Linked DNA regions of Homo sapiens: all the other regions are linked to region 1. Evidence: chromatin contacts called from ENCODE Hi-C or POLR2A ChIA-PET data. All regions are on one chromosome and are shown on one strand. Each heading gives the region's core, a stretch centred on a gene start or an enhancer-like site at or near the end of the contact. The rest is flanking DNA. Distances are from core to core; before and after follow the strand shown.

Evidence for each region. A loop is a pair of places that touch in the nucleus more often than their neighbours do. ChIA-PET counts read pairs that join two places held with the same protein, here RNA polymerase II (POLR2A). Pooled maps may share reads with other maps.
Region 2: a pooled map shows a loop between it and region 1 (12-fold over the local background). The contact joins the enhancer-like site here to the promoter of DPP9 in region 1. A Hi-C loop is called at or near these places in 3 of 50 pooled maps.
Region 3: a pooled map shows a loop between it and region 1 (13-fold over the local background). The contact joins the promoter of CLPP here to the promoter of DPP9 in region 1. A Hi-C loop is called at or near these places in 1 of 168 maps with a recorded cell type or tissue (B cell), 1 of 37 single-sample maps with no recorded cell type and 8 of 50 pooled maps.
Region 4: a pooled map shows a loop between it and region 1 (11-fold over the local background). The contact joins the promoter of RFX2 here to the promoter of DPP9 in region 1. A Hi-C loop is called at or near these places in 7 of 50 pooled maps. POLR2A ChIA-PET finds 5 or more read pairs at or near these places in 2 of 52 experiments (T-cell and naive thymus-derived CD8-positive, alpha-beta T cell).
Region 5: a loop to region 1 is called in a map with no recorded cell type, with 13 times the contacts of the local background. The contact joins the promoter of DOHH here to the promoter of DPP9 in region 1. A Hi-C loop is called at or near these places in 1 of 37 single-sample maps with no recorded cell type and 8 of 50 pooled maps. POLR2A ChIA-PET finds 5 or more read pairs at or near these places in 1 of 52 experiments (A549).
Region 6: a map of CD8-positive, alpha-beta T cell shows a loop between it and region 1 (9-fold over the local background). The contact joins the promoter of DUS3L here to the promoter of DPP9 in region 1. A Hi-C loop is called at or near these places in 1 of 168 maps with a recorded cell type or tissue (CD8-positive, alpha-beta T cell), 2 of 37 single-sample maps with no recorded cell type and 13 of 50 pooled maps.

What each region holds. Positions count from the first base shown.
Region 1 is chr19:4,722,494-4,725,337 of GRCh38, forward strand. It overlaps DPP9 (dipeptidyl peptidase 9), which reads right to left and starts at 1,349. Exons shown (of 22, transcript NM_139159.5): 1 at 1,181-1,349; 2 at 6-58. It overlaps TRG-TCC1-1 (tRNA-Gly (anticodon TCC) 1-1), which reads left to right and starts at 1,577; the gene lies at 1,577-1,648. TRV-CAC3-1 (tRNA-Val (anticodon CAC) 3-1) reads right to left here and starts at 2,214; the gene lies at 2,142-2,214. It overlaps LOC105372250 (a long non-coding RNA gene), which reads left to right and starts at 387. Exons shown (of 3, transcript XR_936274.2): 1 at 387-493; 2 at 2,127-2,216; 3 at 2,642-2,844. RefSeq lists silencers at 1,150-1,299, 1,530-1,619, 2,070-2,269.
Region 2 is chr19:2,949,373-2,952,216 of GRCh38, forward strand. No RefSeq gene overlaps it. Among named protein-coding and RNA genes, the nearest start is that of ZNF77, 5.8 kb to the left of the region's middle. RefSeq lists an enhancer at 1,203-1,272. Within about 2 kb of position 1,384, at least 32 of the 41 ENCODE cell types and tissues checked have a DNase peak (open chromatin) inside an H3K27ac peak, as active enhancers do.
Region 3 is chr19:6,360,025-6,362,868 of GRCh38, forward strand. CLPP (caseinolytic mitochondrial matrix peptidase proteolytic subunit) reads left to right here and starts at 1,507. Exons shown (of 6, transcript NM_006012.4): 1 at 1,507-1,748; 2 at 1,845-1,916; 3 at 2,422-2,518. The coding sequence starts at 1,551. It also overlaps a transcript of ACER1 not described here. RefSeq lists a silencer at 1,754-1,983 and an enhancer at 2,182-2,844.
Region 4 is chr19:6,109,100-6,111,943 of GRCh38, forward strand. It overlaps RFX2 (regulatory factor X2), which reads right to left and starts at 1,401. Exons shown (of 18, transcript NM_000635.4): 1 at 1,294-1,401. RefSeq lists an enhancer at 1-415 and a silencer at 1,263-1,722.
Region 5 is chr19:3,499,202-3,502,045 of GRCh38, forward strand. It overlaps DOHH (deoxyhypusine hydroxylase), which reads right to left and starts at 1,473. Exons shown (of 5, transcript NM_001145165.2): 1 at 1,360-1,473. LOC105372245 (a long non-coding RNA gene) reads left to right here. Exons shown (of 4, transcript XR_936262.3): 4 at 734-1,850. RefSeq lists an enhancer at 1,475-1,584.
Region 6 is chr19:5,789,729-5,792,572 of GRCh38, forward strand. DUS3L (dihydrouridine synthase 3 like) reads right to left here and starts at 1,435. Exons shown (of 13, transcript NM_020175.3): 1 at 1,316-1,435; 2 at 319-607. The coding sequence starts at 1,413. RefSeq lists an enhancer at 1,158-1,617.

The DNA.
Region 1 (2,844 bases), core at 99-2,598:
CTGACCTTCTAAAGGGTCCAGAGAGCCTCCATTCCAGCTGCAGGCGTGGGACACAGACCTTTATAGGATAAACATGTCATGAATGTGGCAGGTTAATGGAAGCACCGGCCAGCCGTTCAGCCTCCCCCACTCAGGAGCTGCAGACTGTCAGGCCCGATTCTACCTGGCTAGATTCTAGCTCTGCCTTGAAGCCCTGCAGCACTGTCTGCATGCCCTGGACAGAATCTGGGAGAGAAGCCATCCCACGGGCCCCGATTCCCCTGGGACCCAGCAGAGGAATGCAGGGATTGGTGCCTACGGTCCACACCCCCTGGGCTTTAGTCCCAGCTCCTCGAAAGCAGGTTGGTTCTTGCCTGGGAGGCAAGTGACTTCCTCCTGGGGCCCCTGGGGAAGACCAGGGGGTGGGGGCCAAGGGAATAGACCACTTTTGATGGCTCAGAGGCAGCGTGAACAGGGAAGTGTCAGGGCTGGCCTAAGGCTGTGTGGGAAGAAGGTAGGCGGTTGGACAGGCCTGAGAAGGGAGGCTGAGAGAAGGGGGCTGAACCCTGTGGGCTGGACCCTTGGAAGACAGCTATGCTAACCACTACACCACCAACGCCTCGGCAGGAAAAAGAGTCTCTGGATACCCTTAATAGAGGGATCAAGTAGGGTTGAGGATCAGGACTGGATTGGGGAGACCAAGCCTCGGGGCGAAGGTTGGAGGAAGTGGTAAAGGAGTGAGGACAGGATGCAGGTCGAGGGAGGTGGCCTCTGTGCATATACAGCATTTGCATGGGGAGAGGGAGGAGATCGGGACCTCCAGAGCCTGCACGAAAGGGGAGAGGGTGTCAAGGTCTGCAGCTACGAGGACGTTCTTGGGTGCGGCCACCTCCGGAAGGGGTCAGAGCCTGGTGGCCTGGGCAGCAACGGGATGGGTGGGGAAGCCCATCAGGGAAGGGGAGAAACTGGGAGGTGGCCTGGCCAGCGCAGGAATCGGGGAGGGAAAGAAGGTGGAGGAGGGCCTGGGGCGGAGAGGAAACGAGGCAGGGGGCCGGAGGGACCCACAGACGGGTGCATGGAGGCTCCGGGGTGCGGGGAGGCCAGGCGATGGCGAGGGCAGGGTCAGGGCCGAGGCGGGGCCGGTCAATGGCGGGTTCAGGGTCGCGGCCGGGGCGGGACGAGGCGCGCGGGCGCTGCTCACCGGGACGTGGGGCGGCGGCCGGACTGGGCAGGTCGTCCCGGGTCCAGCGGCGCCTCACGGTCGCGGCTCCATGCCCGGGACTGCGACCCCGGAAGTGGCGGGAGCGGGGGACGACAGCCGCGGCGGACACAGGGGACCCGCCGGCTCAGGCACCTTTGACCCGGAAGTTGAGCGACCCAGGCGGCGGCCTGGGATTGGACACCACCAGGCACGTACCAAGGCGTCCGCGGCGCTTGGGGGGGAGCCCGCGGCGCGGCGGCCTAAGGTGCGTAACGCCCCATGAACGACATCTTCCGGTGGGTTAGGGAGAGACACCCCCCTGTGACTTGGTATCACTCAGTCAAACCCATGATCCCCCACTATTAAGGATATCCGGAGAGGATGCTACCTATCAGGGCGTTGGTGGTATAGTGGTTAGCATAGCTGCCTTCCAAGCAGTTGACCCGGGTTCGATTCCCGGCCAACGCATGCGGTACCACTTTTGCGAGTTTGAAATTTTCATTTTAGTTTTGAGACGGAGTCTCGCTCGGTCCCCCAGGCTGGAGTGCAGTGGCGTGATCTCCGCTCACTGCAACCACCACCTCCCAGGTTCAAACGATTCTCCTGCCTCAGCCTCCCAAGTAGCTGTGATTACAAGCGCACGCCACCACGCCCATCTAATTTTTGTATTTTTAGTAGAGATGGGGTGGGGTGGGGCGGGGTGGGGCGGGGTGGGGGGGGGGGGGCGGTTCACCATTTTGGCCAGGCTGGTCTCGAACTCTGACTTCAGGTGATCCGCCCTCTTCGGCCTTTCAAAGTGCTGGGATTACAGGCGTGAGCCATCAATCACGGAAAATTTTTTTAAATCCCATAAAAATGTCTAAAAGGCAGGAGGAAGGCGGAAGAGAAAGAATGGGACTAGAATCGTTCTTTCGGTGAATTTCAAATAGTATTACTCTCCGGTTAGGAAAAACAGCTGACCTGTTTCCGCCCGGGATCGAACCGGGGACCTTTCGCGTGTGAGGCGAATGTGATAACCGCTACACTACGGAAACCGGTAGGCGTCAGGGTTCTTTAAATTCTCCTATAGAGATAATGTTGCAGTGATAGTTGCGTTGTCCCACCAAAGAAACACTGGCTACAGTCAGCTAAAGCAATATCCGCTCTTCCTGAATATCTGTTATTGTATTTGATACAGTAGAGACCGAAAGAAGGAAAATAAGGAAGACAAAAAGAAATCCAATAAACACCCTTTCCAACACACCCACCCACCCACACACATGTTTATCACTTTATCATAAATCCACCTTCCATTAAAACAATGCACGTCAAACGGCCCACAAACCCATCCGGGGTCAAATGAAGCTTTTCATCTCATAGATATCAATCTATACTTGATATCACATTAGTTTCTGCAGATATTCACCATTTTGCTTTAGATCAAACTACTTTTTTGTGTGTTTTGTTTTTTGTATTTTTTAGAGAGAGTCTCGTTCTGTCGCCTAGGCTCGAGTGCAGTGGTACGATCATCCCTCCCTGCAGCCTCCACCTCCTGGGCTCAAGCGATCCTCCCACCTCAGCCTCCTGGGTAGCTTGGACCACAGGTGTGGACCACCACGCCTGGCTGAATTTTAAAAAATGCGTTTGTAGAGACGGTGCCTTATAGCTGGGACTACAGGCGTGTG
Region 2 (2,844 bases), core at 134-2,633, 1.8 Mb before region 1:
GCAGCACCCTAGACCTCCTCATCCACTGGATGCCAGTCGCCCCAACCCCATCCCCGGTTGTGACAACCAAGTCTGCAGACATTGTCCAGTGTCCCCTGGGCGTAAAATTTCTCCTCCCCTCTTTGATAATCACTGCTTTAGACTCTATTTGGTCTTAGAGTCTTTTCTCTGAAGTCCATCATTTTATCCGCCGTAACCCTGCTGTCTTCACTTAAGGGGTCCAAGACGTTTACAGGAGGGTGATAATGGTGATGATGAGCTGCCAATAATAATCCACACACAGCACTATTTGACAAATGCAGGTAATGTTATGTATTTTACAGACCTGGAAACTGAGGCACTTAGGGGCTTGGCAACTTGCCTAATATCACCCGAGAGCTGATTAAGGCTTGGGGCCAGGACTGGGACCCCAGGATGAAGCCCAGCTGAGCAGAAAACCTCTGTGCACAGGATGCAGCAATCAAGATAATAAAAATCAACTCCGACTGAGAAAGTATCTGCCTACACATTCATCAGGCTGGGAGGACAGACCCAGATGGTATCAGTTGGAAAATTAACAGAAAACAGTATTTTTGCCAAGGACACCTTTTTCTGAGCCATCAATGTCTTCTAGCTCGCTAAATGCCTTCCTTGCCCATTACAATCATACACAGTGATTGACATTTTATCAGTAAGAATAAACTTCCCTTTTCCGGCCGGAGGGTCTGATTTTCTTGGACACAGAGAATCCGTCTCCATTTCCAACCCAGGTGCAGGGCTCTGATAAGCGGTTTCCGGACATAACAATCTACAGCGGTCTTATCTTGTGGTTCCCAAGGAAACAGGTCCCGGCTGCACTTCGCAGCCCAGACCCGAGGGTGACCCCTTTACAAGCTTGCTCTTTGCCAAATGGAAACCACGCAGTATTTACATTTCACCTAAACCCCACCCTTCCCTCCAAATCCGATGGGTTACTCAGGCCTAGGATCCTCAGGCCTAGGGGGTCAAAACGCCCCGCGTCCCCAACCAAGACCCCTGAAGTCTAGCGGGGTTCCACTGGCCTCCGGAGCCTCCTCCCTGGGGCGCGGTGCCAGGACTTCGCCATTAAACGAGCCCGCCCCCTGCACTTTGAACTCTGCCCCCATCCTTTGACCCAAACCCCCCTACGCCCCGGCATCGGAGTCCCCTTGCTTGGCCTCTGCCACGAAGATACGGGGCCAGGTCCAGCAGTACAAGGAGGAGAAACCGCTCTCACGGGAGGCGCTGCGGCCACTGAGGGAGACGGCCGCCGCGGGTCACAGACGGATGCTTCCGTTTCCGGTTCCGGGGCGGCTGGGAGCTGAAAAGTGGGCTAGTAATGAGCTTGGGATTGGTGGAGCCTCAAAGATAGGCGGGACGACCTACGTCGTCCAATCGCTGAGCAGGAAAAGCTAGTTTCCGCCGTCTGGGAGATAATTGGCATTGTTGGCAGATCCGCCCCTCGAGGGCAAGTCTCGGGACAGAATCGCGCTGTGGGCGTGGCTTGTACTGGATCCTCCCCGGGGCGTGGCTAAAACAAGACCGAGGTCCCGGGACGAGGTTGGGGGCGTGGTCTTTCGCGCAATCCTCCAACGCCCAATTACCCTGATAAACAATAAACGCTAAAATAAGTAATAAATGCTCATTTCCTCCAGCCAACACATTCCTCGTGATAACATACTCCTGCACAAAGATATTCCCATTGTTGGGATTTTTCTTCCTTGAATGTCTGTTATTTCTTCCAGAAATAAGGTCATTTTTATGCATTTACATGTGGCTTTTCTTATTAATGAGTGCGTTGTGATGTTCCCTTCTGGCCACTAGATGGCCACGTAGCTCACATTTTCAAATTCGCGGATATTTTGTTTTAGTTGCTTTAGACATAGGTGTCCAATCTTTTGGCTTCACTGGGACACATTGGAATAATTGTCTTGGGCCACACATAAAATACAGGAACACTAACTATAGCTGATGAGCTAAAACAAGACAAAAATTGCAAAATAATCTCATAATGTTTTTTTTTTCTTTTTTTTTTTTTTTTTTTGAGACGGAGTCTCGCTCTGTCGCCCAGGCTGGAGTGCAGTGGCGCGATCTCGGCTCACTGCAAGCTCCGCCTCCCGGGTTCAAGCCATTCTCCTGCCTCAGCCTCCCGAGTAGCTGGGATTACAGGCGCCCGCCACCAAGCCCGGCTAATTTTTTGTATTTTTAGTAGAGACGGGGTTTCACCGTGTTAGCCAGGATGGTCTCGATCTCCTGACCTCGTGATCCGACTGCCTCGGCCTCCCAAGTGCTGGGATTACAGGCGTAAGCCACCACTCCCAGCCAATAATCTCATAATGTTTTAAGAAAGTTTACGAATTTGTGTTGGGTGCATTCAAAGCCATCCTGGGCTTCATCCGGCCTGCAGGCCCTGAGTTGGAGAACTTAGCTTTAGAGTTTAGACACAGGAAAAATGCAGGGGTCTTTGCCTTCCATTGTGAGGCATCATAACTAAGATTAGGAGGCCATCCTGACTTGTCCCCTTGTGTGACACCCAGCGGGCTCCGCATCCCTTGCATTCCCATGCCTGAGCACCTATCTCTTTTACAAGGTAAGCAGTCCTGAAGGATACCAGCAGACCGCCAGATGGGTTACAAATTCCTCATATCCGGTACTGCCAGCGAAAGAGAACAAAAGTCCCTTATTCCTGAATCGGCTTCATCAGCTTCCCCAATCTCCAGCCAATCAACACCAAAAAGCCCAAGAAGCTATTAGCTACAAATTCCTGCCTAAGGCCGGGTGTGGTGGCTCACACCTGTAATCCCAGCACTTTGGGAGGCTGAGGCGGGTGGATCCATCTAAGGTCGG
Region 3 (2,844 bases), core at 257-2,756, 1.6 Mb after region 1:
TGTGGCAAAAAAGAGAAGTCCCAACATTACCAGCAATCTTCCTACTTCCACCATTTTGCCCATTCTTTTTCCTCTGCTGGAAATGCCTTTCCCCAGCTAACAAACTCCTACTTATCCTGCAAAGCCCAATTCCAATACCTGCTTCTCCTAGGAATGCTTTCCGGTCTGATCTCCAGGAAGAATCCACAACACCCTTCTCTGGGCTCCCACAATCTACTCCACAGGTGGCCAAAAAATGAATGAGGAGGTCTCAGTAGAAGTCGGCCACACCAGGCTGGAAGCTCTTCAAGGCCAAGACCCAGGCTAAGTCCTCTCTGGGACCCCTCTTCCAAGATGAGCTGTGGGAACACTGCAGCTTTTTTTTTTTTTTTTGAGACGGTGTCTGGCTCTGTCGCCCAGGCTGGAGTGCAGAGGCGCCATCTCAGCTCACTGCAAGCTCCACCTCCCAGGTTCACACCATTTTCCTGCCTCAGTCTCCTGAGTAGCTGGGACTACAGGTGCCCGTCACCTCGCCCGGCTAATTTTTTGTATTTTTAGTAGAGACGCGGTTTCACCGTGTTAGCCAGGATGGTTTCGATCTCCTGACCTCGTGATCCGCCCACCTCAGCCTCCCAAAGTGCTAAGATTACAGGCGTGAGCCACTGTGCCCGGCCCTGCAGCTATTTTTAAAATAAGGAATAAGTGGGGTGTGGTGGCTCATGCCTGTAGTCCCAGCACTTTGGGAGGCAAAGGTGGGAGGATCACTTGAGGCCAGGAGTTTGAGACCAGCCTGGGCGACATAGTAAGACCCCATCTCTAATACATATATATATATATTTGCCAGATGTGGTAGCACACAACTGTAGTCCCAGCTACTCTGGAGAGCAAGGTGGGAGGGAGGGTTGCTTGGGCCCAGAAATTTGAGGCCACATTGAGCTAGGATGGCGCCACTGCACTCCAGCCTGGGCCACAGAGTGAGATTCTGTCTCAAAAAAATAAAAATAAATAAAGCAGAAACAGTAGAAAACGAAGACGAGGCCGGGCGCGGTGGCTCACGCCTGTAATCCCAGTACTTTGGGAGGCCGAGGTGGGAAGATCACGAGGTCAGGAGTTCAAGACCAGCCTGGCCAAGGTGAAACCCATCTCTACTAAAAATAACAAAATTAACCGGGTGCAGTGGTGTGCATCTGTAATCCCAGCTACTGGGGCAGCTGAGCCAGGAGAATGGCTTGAACCCAGAAGGCAGAGGTTGCAGTGACCCAACATCGTGCCACCGCACTCCAGCCTGGGTGACAGAGCAAGACTCCGTCTCAAAAAAAAAAAAAAAAGAAGACGAATTGGTCGGTAAGGGGACTCGAACTGGAGACTCTAAAACTTCTCCAGCCCTGCCCACTCAATTTACTTCATTGGCTCCTCCCTTTCAGGCTCCGTCCCTATCCCCGCCTCACCCTTAATGGCGCCCGCCCAGACTCCTGGAAGTGAGCGGCCTAGCGAGCGAGCTCCCAGGCGCAAAGCACGCCGGAAGCTGTAGTTCCGCCATCGGACGGAAGCCGACCGGGGCGTGCGGAGGGATGTGGCCCGGAATATTGGTAGGGGGGGCCCGGGTGGCGTCATGCAGGTACCCCGCGCTGGGGCCTCGCCTCGCCGCTCACTTTCCAGCGCAGCGGCCGCCGCAGCGGACACTCCAGAACGGCCTGGCCCTGCAGCGGTGCCTGCACGCGACGGCGACCCGGGCTCTCCCGCTCATTCCCATCGTGGTGGAGCAGACGGTACGGCGGCCGGGCGGGGACACGGTTCGGGGGCTCCGGGCTGGGTGGGGATCGGCTGGCTGCCCCGGCCCCTCACCTCCATCTTTCTACCCCCAGGGTCGCGGCGAGCGCGCCTATGACATCTACTCGCGGCTGCTGCGGGAGCGCATCGTGTGCGTCATGGGCCCGGTGAGCGCCCCGCGCCGGGACCCTCCCCAGGACTCTCCCAAGCGCCTGCCGACACTCCCTGCGCCCCTCCTTCCCTGGCCCCAGACTTTCCCTCAGGCTCCGCTCCCCTTCTAACCCCCTTCCCTCCCCTTCTGACTCCCCTCCTGGCTCCCGGTCCCCCAACCCGCTCCTCACCCCTTCTCTGCTCCTCGGCTCTTAATCTCCGACTTCCTTCCTGACACCTGGCACCGCTCCCCTCATTCCTACGCTCAAGACTCTCCCCAGCCATTCTCACCCCTTCCTTTCCTGTGTCCCTAGCCCCCTGACTCCCCCCTTCCTGTGCTCCAAACCCCCTGGGTCCTCTCCACTACTCTCTCCCCATCCCCTTCTGGGGCCTAAATTCTTCCCCATCCCTTTTACTTTGGGCTCTGGTCCCCCTTCCTGGTTCCCTGACCCATCCCCAGCCTCCCTTAAAACTCTCTCCCCACCCCGAATCTGGGGACACCCCTGCCCTCTCCACCTGCAGATCGATGACAGCGTTGCCAGCCTTGTTATCGCACAGCTCCTCTTCCTGCAATCCGAGAGCAACAAGAAGCCCATCCACATGTACATCAACAGCCCTGGTGAGCAGGGTCTTTCCTGGGTGCCAGGGGCACTCGTCAGGGCACACGGGTGACTCAGGGGACCAGAATCCCGGGTCAGGGATGTTCTCTCTCTGGGAAAGGGTGCAGAGCGTCAGAGTTCCAGAAGTGGCTTTAAACCACCAAAAGGTGCCTGTTGCTGGCTTTTGAGCCTCGGTTCACAAGTCAGGATGTGGCCTCTTTGATCCTGCACATACTGTTCTGCCAACCTGACCCGGCTGACATTTAAAAATTGGTAGATTTTAGGCCGGGCACAGTGGCTCACACCGGTAATCCCAACACTTTGGGAGGCTGAGGCGGGCGGATTG
Region 4 (2,844 bases), core at 151-2,650, 1.4 Mb after region 1:
CACACGCACTCGCACTACCTCGGAGAAAATGCCTGGAGCAGTTTAGGTTCTTTAACAAAATAAATAAATTGAAAAAAAAAAAAAGTTTCACTCGCGTTGGTGAAACTTTTCTCCCTTCCAGATCAGTCCTAAGAGGAGAGCTGCGGACGTGCGGAGGGGCATCTTGGGGGCACGTGGAAAGACTGGCGGACGCACGAACCCCTATACTCAGGAATATGGGGTCACAGGGAGAAGGGGAGGGGGTGTCCGAGGCGACCTGAACGCGAGGATTTGGGGCAAAAAGGTGAGAAACAGTTCCCGGGGAAGCTCGCTCGGGGAGTTTGGGATGAAAAGGTGAGAAGGGCAAGAGGGGTTCTCCCCAGGGCAGACGCACCAGCTTTTAGTTAAGGAATGAGAAAAAGGTTCCAGGGGTGCCCCCAAATTCAGTATGTCTGGGAGTCCATTAAAAAGGGGGTCCCCGGGACAAGTCAGATCTAGGAATTTGGGGTAAAAATGAGAAGGGAGTCTTCGAGGTCCCCCCGATGCAAGAAGTTTGCGACTAAGAGTGACAGAAGGGCTCTGGGGTCACCCCAATTTCGGAGGTTTGGGGAGTAAAGTAAGAAGAGGGCCCCAGGTGGCCCCAATTCAGGGAGTTTGAGGGTATGAGTAAAAGAGGGGTCCCCGGGTGTCCCCATCTCAGAGATCTGGGGAGTAAAAGTGAGGAGAGGGTCCCCAAGCGCCCCCAATTCAGAGAATTCGAGGGTTTGAGTAAAAGAAGGGTCCCTGGGTGCCCCCAACTCAGAGATCTGGGGAGTAAACGTGAGAAGAGGGTCCCCTGGCGCCCCCAATTCAGAAAATTCGAGGGTATGAGTAAAAGAGGGGTCCTTGGGTGCCCCCAACTCAGAGATCTAGGGGGTTAAGGTGAGAAGAGGGTCCCCAAGCGCCCCCAATTCAGGGAGTTTGAGGAGTTTGAGAGACGTTCCCGGGGCGCCCCCAACTCAGCGAGTTTGAAGGTAAGCGTGAGAAAGGGGTCCCCGGACGCCCCAACCTCAGGAAGTTTTGTAAAAAGTGAGGCGACGGCACCGCACCTCCCCCGCGTTCAGTCAATAAGGAAAGTGGGGACGTCGCCAGGGTCCCCCCAAACTCCGCCGCGCGCGCGGACGGGGTGGCGGAGGCGGGTCCCGCGGGCGCACCACCCGGACGTTTGGGGTGAGCGGCGGGGACGTGCTGCCCGCCCCCCGGCCCCCGAACGGGGTCCCCGCCGCCCCCCACACTCCCCGGCCGGGCTGGGCCCGGGGCGGTCGCATCGGTCACCTGGAGTTCGGGCCGGGAGTTCGGGCAGCGGCTCCCGCGGCGGCGGCAGCGGCTGCTGCGTGTTGGTCCCCGTTGGTAAGTAACAGTCTCCACGGCTACAGTCTCTATGGCGGCGGCGGTGGCGGCGGCGGCCGCTCCTCCTCCGGCTCCCGCCGCCAGCCAGCCTCGCGCAGCCCGCCCGCCCGACGGGGCGGGGCGTTGTTACCGGCAACGGTTACCAGGCTCCGCGCCCCACCTTCCTAACGGCCCGCCCACGCTCGCCTCCAACGGGCCCCCAAGAGGGCGGGGCGCGAGACCCTACGGCGTTCCATTGGCTGTCTGCAGAGTCTGTCGGAAGGAGGAGGCGTTCCCCCTTGAAAAAGAGTGCGAGACTCGGCCAATGGCCGCGAAGAGGGGCGGGTCTTGGCGGGAGGCGCGCGCGGCTCAGAGGGTTGGCGAACCGGTCGCGCGCGCGGCGCCGTGGGTTGGTGGCGCGTTTTGGGAAAGTCCAGTTTTAGGGGACCCAAGGGACTCCGTTTACCCCACAGGAGGAGTGTGGGACATGTGGGAACAGTCTGATCAGGGGTCAGCAAACTCTCGCTCGCCGCCTGTTTTTCACGGACCCCCAGCTGAAAATTTAAATATATATATATTTTTTACATGGTTAAAAGAAACTATCGGCCGGGCGCGGTGGCTCACGCCTGTAATCCCAGCACTTTGGGAGGCTAAGGCGGGTGGATCACGGAGTCAGGAGATCGAGACCATCCTGACTAACACGGTGAAACCCCGTCTCTACTAAAAATACAAAAAATTAGCCGGGCGTGGTGGCAGGCGCCTGTAGTCCCAGCTACTTGGGAGGCTGAGGCAGGAGAATGGTGCGAACCTGGGAGGCGGAGCTTGCAGTGAGCCGAGATCGCACCACTGCACTCCAGCCTGGGCGACAGAGCGAGACTCCGTCTCAAAAAAAAAAAAAAGAAAGAAAGAAAAAAAAAGAAACTATCAAAAGGAGCTTTTGTGGGGTGTGAACCTGATAGGAGACTCTCTTTTATTGTATTGGGCCCAGTATTTTGAACTAGTTTAAAGATTGGCAAACTGCGGCCTGCGGGTCAAATTCTGCCTGCTTGGGTTTGTAAATAAAGCTTTATTGGAACATAGCCACGCCCATTTCCTTGAACAGCTTGGAAGGCTGCTTTGACACTACAGGGGCGGAGTGGAGTAGTTGCGCAAAGACGGCATGTCCCACGCGAAGCCTAAGATATTTACTATACGGTCCTTTACAGAAAATGTTTGCCAAACTCACCAGCCCTCCTCTCAAGCTGGTAGATTCAGCTACGAGTAGGACAGAAACAGACAGATCCTCATAGAACTTTTATTCTAGTGAGGGAACATTGACAGCAAACAGAATAAAGAGGTAAACATATAGTTATTCGAGACAAGGGGCTGGAAGAATAGGAGAAAACAACTTGTACTGAGAAAAGGCAGGAGATTAGGCTTCAGCCCCACTCATTCATTCAACAAGAAATCATATTAGTGAGCACTGATTAAATTGCTATGTGCCTGAAAGTGATCTAA
Region 5 (2,844 bases), core at 223-2,722, 1.2 Mb before region 1:
GCTTTCCTGGGTCTCCAACATCACTTCCTCATGGAAGCCTTCCCTGATCACAATGGACAATGTTACTCTTCCATCTCTTTTCACTTATTCAGCTTTATTTTTCTCCACGGCGCCTAAGACTCCTAGATATCATATTGGAAAGTATTGGTTTAGTTGCTTGTGATTGGTCTTATCCCTCATTAGAATAGAACTCTGAAGGCTGGGACTGAGTCTATCTTGGTCACTGTTGTATTCCCAGCACTTAGTGCAATGACCTGCACGCAGTAGGGCCTCAATAAAAACAATAACCGGCTGGGCGCGGTGGCTCACGCCTGTAATCCCAGCGCTTTGGGAGGCCGAGGTGGACAGACCATCTGAGTTCAGGAGTTCGAGACCAGCTGACCAACATGGTGAAACCCCATCTCTACTAAAAATACAAAAATTAGCTGGGCGTGGTGGTGGGCGCCTGTAATCCCAGCTACTCGGGAGGCTGAGGTAGGAGAATCGCCTGAACTCGAGAGGCGGAGGTTGCAGTGAGCCGAGATCGTGCCATTGCATTCCAGACTGAGCTACAAAGCAAGACCCTGTCTCAAAATAAATAAATAAAATAAAAACGACAACCGTGACAATAGCAGCTGACACTTATGTAGCATTTGCTACGCGCCAGGCACTCCATGCTCTTTACATTCATTAATTCATTCGATCTACATCACTACCCTGTGAGGTAGTTACTAAGATTGTCCCCATTTTACAGGTGAGGAAACTGAGGCACAGTTTGGGACTGTGCTTGGGAACTTGCTTGGGAGCAGCGTGAAGAGTTAGGAATCCAGGAAGTCTGGCTCCAGAGTCGGGCTCTAAACCACCAACGCTTTGTTGAATGACTTAGGATAAAAGAACACAGCCAAGGGGAGAAGGGACCCCTCTCTTTCCAGATCGGCTGAGAACCTGGCGGATGCTTCATCTCAAGACAGGCTGGCTATGGCATGCTGGCAGCCCTCTCTGGTGAACAGTGGCGTCAGCAAGGCTGCCTGGGCTTGACGAGGGCAGTGTAGCCACCTAAGCACAGGTGACCATCAAAGGAGAGTGACACCTTTAAAGAGGGGTCATCAGAAACCAGAGGGCAGGCCTGTGCGAGCTGGCAGGGCACTGGGGACCATTGAGACCCAACCGTACGACATAGGAGCTTCAGGACGTGAGGTGGGCACTCTTTCATGTAAAAAATCCCAGAGGAAAGAGATCGCCGGGACTCGAGACCCCTTAACCCGCCCCATCCACAGTCAACGAATCCCTGAGACCGGATTCCCTAACGAGGCGCTCCCGGTGCCACCGCCCGCCAGACCCGGGCCCCACACCGTGATCGCCGCCTCCGGGACGCCTCACCGAGCTCTGGAGACTCAGGACCCGTCGGCCCGGCCAGTAACCGCAGGCGCCTCTGCCACCACCGCTTCACCTGCCGCGACGCCCGCAGTGCGGTCTGGGGGCCGCCATTTTCTCGCCCACGTGACCGTGCCGGACGGCACCAACGCAGCCGCGGGTGAGACCTAGTGAGAGGCTCCGTGCATGAGGGAGGCCCGGAAGGCTGAGTCGGTGCTGGTGCCACAGCTCATGCAAACGCAGGAACAGTATTCCTAGTGCGTTCTTCGGGGAAGGGGACGGGCAACGTATGCCCTTTCATGGGAAAAAATTCTCTCCAACCTCCCCACTGCGGTACAAGAAGTGAGACTGGTTTGTGCCGATTCAGCGCCCTGCCTGGGCTGGCTAGCAACGGAGCATGCGCAGTGTTTCTAGGCGTGGTCAGACTCCAGAGGTGTTGGCCAATGGGCTCAGGGAGCTCGAACCTTAAGTAGGTGAGGAATAAAAAAAGGAAGAAATGCAGTCGTTCATTCATTCATGTATGTAATAAATAGTACATGGCCTTGAGGACAAGAGAGCCTTCAGCCCTTACCCTCGTACGCCTCCCAGTGTTGTTATAGAGACAGAAAATAACACGATAAGTAAATGCAATACCTATTAGATGGTGAAAAAGGCTAACGAGAAAAAATTCGGTAGCCAAGGGCGGTGTATGTATAGGGTGTGCAGTTTCAGGAAGGGTGGCCAGAATCTGAGGTGGTGACATCTGAAGAAAGACCTGAAAGAGGCCGGGTACGGTGGCTCACACCGGTAATCCCAACACTTTGGGAGGCCGAGGTGGGTGTTATCACTTGAGGTCAGGAGTTCGAGACCAGCCTGGCCAACATGGTGAAACCCCCATCTCTACTAAAAATACAAAAAGGCTTCAGCTTCCCGAGTAGCTGGGATTACAGGCATGCAACACCACACCAGCTAACTTTTTGTATTTTTAGTAGAGACAGGGTTTCACTATGTTGGCCAGGCTGGTCTCAAACTCCTGACCTCAGGTGATCCACCTGCCTTGGCCTCCCAAAGTGCTGGGATTACAGGCGTGAGCTACTGTGCCCTGCTTGCAATCTCTTATTTTTAAAATGTGGGTGACTGCCAGGAGTGGTGGCTCATACCTGTAATCCTGGCACTTTGGGAGGCTGTGGGGTGAGAGGATGATCGATTGAGCCCAAGATTCCAAGACCAGCCTGGGCAATGTGGTAAGCCCCCGTCTCAACAGAAAAAAAATTTTTTTTAATTTGGCTGGGCGCAGTGGCTCAGCCTGTAATCCCAGCTACTTGGGTGGCTGAGGCAGGAGAATCGCTTGAGCCTGGGAGACACAGGTTACAGTGAGTTGAGATCCTGTCACTGCACTCCAGCCTGGGCAACAGAGCAAGACTCCATTTCCAAAAAAAAAAAAAAAAAATCAACTGTGCCTGGTGGCTCATGCCTGTAGGCCCAGCTACTCAGGTGGCTTGATAGCTTGAG
Region 6 (2,844 bases), core at 185-2,684, 1.1 Mb after region 1:
AACAGGGAAGCAGTGAGGGAGGACAGGGAGACCCCGGGGCAGCCCAGCAGCCAGGGTTCAAACTCTAGATCACCCCTCCTGGCTCTTGTGTCCCTGAGCAAGTCAGGCACCTCACCGTGCCTCTGCATCTCCATTTATACAATGAGAACAATGACAAGCCCTACAATGTATCCCGAGGAGAATGAAGACGGAATGGCATCAGAGCAAGCTCACTGCTCGTTGCTGAAGGCCCAGGAGCTTTCTAACAATTACCCGCTGCCAGGAAACACACCCTGCTCCTGCCTGCCCCGGCAGGAATGCTCACGTGGCCGCACTTGCCTGGATTAGGGAGGGACACAGCCTGTTCTTGTCGTAGTTCGTGGGCTTCACATGGGGCCGGCCCTTGTTTTGTCCCCGGGCCCTCTTCTGAGTCTGTAGCTGCTCCCCGGGCTCTGCTGCCTCCTCCGTCTGCCCGTCCGCCGTCTGTCCATCCTCCAGTCGGATCCGCTTAGCCTCAGGCTCAGCCAGCTCATTGCCAGCAGGGTCTCCTACCTCGGTTTCCCGGCAAGTCTTCTCCTGCCCTTTGGCTTCCAGGAATTGGTGAAACTGCTCCTTGGTGGTGAGGTATCTGCCGACAGAAAGGGAAAGGAAAACCCTCCGAACATAGTCAATAAACACTGGGGAAAGGAGGCTAGAAACACTTGCACGTCCTTAAATCCTTCTGCTGATGGGGAGCTCACTACTTAAGAACCAGCCAGCTCCCAGCCTGGGAGCCCCTCACGGCCTCAAAAAAGACCTATTTTGTCCCTGGGTCCTCACTGTCCAAAGTGTTGCGCGAAACTATTATCAGGTTCAGTCAAGAACGTCCCTGCGCACGTTAGGCTGCGAAAAACTACAATTCCCAGCATGCCTTGAAGCGGAGTCTAAGCCACCACATTTCCCAGCACGCCTTTCGGCCCTTCAAACACCGCAGGCCCCAGCACGCCCCGCGGCACTCGCTTCAACCCCAAGACCCGCCAGTAACGGCCGCTGGCAGAGCACATGCGCCGTACGTCCATATGCAGGGACTACAATCCCCAGTATGCAGCGCGGGCCTGGCCTCAAATCCCACCTGCCCTAGCATGCACGTGGTGTCCTTCGCGCATGTGACAGGCCCCAACGTGCACGATCTCAGGTACCTCCGCTGACCACCCTGCAGGCGGAAGAACGGCCCGGAATGAAGAGCCGGTGGCTTCTCGCCCTCAGCCGCTGCCTAATCTCCCGGCATGCACAGCTCGGACCGCGCTATGGGTGCCGGAAAAGGCCCTTCAGCTTCCCTCCTGCCCCGGCGACTCACTGACGCTTAATGGGCGCCACTCCTCGTTCCAAAGCTCCGGCTCCCGAGTCGCCACCACCACCATTCTCTAGAGGAGCCTCCGCCGTTCCCTCCGCCATCGGCGCCCCTCACATCCGCTCTGGAGTGTGGCGGGAAGACCTTCCGGGTCACGCGTGTCTTCCCTGATTGTGCTGGGGAAGTGCGCATGCTCATGTCGTTCCAATGACGCCATTGCTCGCTCGTGACGCCACGGGGGCGGTGCCTGCACATGGGTGGAGCCTCAGGTCCTATATAAACTAGAGCCTGGCCAATTGCGAACTGGACTGCAATCAGCTTCTGGACTGAGGAAATTTAACTGTTAGGGTGTTTTGGAGGTTTTTGTCTTTGTTGTTCTGTTGAAACGGTTTCGTTCTGTCGCCCAGGCTGGAGTGCAGCGGTACGATCACGACTCACCGCAGCCTCGTCCTGGGCTCAAGCTATCCTCCCACCTCAGCCTCCCAAGTAGCTGCGTCTACAGACATGCACCAATAGGCCTGGATAATTTTTAAATTTTTTGTAGAGACGAGGTCTTGCCAGGTTGCCCAGGCTGATCTTGAACTCTTGGGCTCAAGCGATTCTCCCACTTTGGCCTCCCAAGCATTGGGATTACAGGCGTGAGCCATGGTTCCCGGCCCCTGCTAGGGTTTTTAAAAATGTAAATTAGGGGTCGGGAGCGGTGGCTCACGCCTGTAATCCCAGCACTTTGGGAAGCCGAAGCGGGCGGATCACTTGAGGTCAGCAGTTTGAGACCAGCCTGGCCAACATGGTGAAACCCCGTCTCCACTAAAAATATAAAAAATTAGCTGGGCGTTGTGGCACATACCTGTAATCCCAGCTACTTGGGAGGCTGAGGCAGGAGAATCGCTTGAACCCGGGAGGTGGAGGTTGCAGTGAGCTGAGATCACGCCATTGCACTCCAGCCTGAGGGACAGAGCGAGACTGTCTCTAAATAAATAAATAAATAAGGCCGGGTGTGGTGGCTCACGCCTGTAATCCCAGCACTTTGGGAGGCCGAGGTGGGCACGTCAGGAGTTCGAGACCAGCCTGGCCAACATGGCGAAACCCCGTCTCTACTAAAAATACAAAAATTAGCCAGGCATGGTGATGGGCGCCTGTAATCCCAGCTACTCAGGAGGCTGACGCAGGAGAATCGCTTGAACCTGGGAGGCGGAGGTTACGGTGAGCCGAGATCGGCCGTTTCACTCCAGCCTGGGCGACAGAGCAAGACTCCATCTCAAAAAAAAAAAAAAAAAGTAAATTACACTACTTTTATGCAGGACATTAGTTTCAACAAATAATTAGTTGAGCATCTGTATGCCAGATGCTGTGCTAGATGCTGGGGGCGTGGTAGTAAACAAAACGGAGAAATCATTACCTTTAAGAGCTAACTTGGGAGTCGGAAACACAGACGAAAAACATAATACTCCTCGGAATTTTGGAGATTGGTTCCAAGACCGCATATACCAAAATCCGCGTATACTCGTCCCCCAGTTGCCCAACAGAATCCCTGT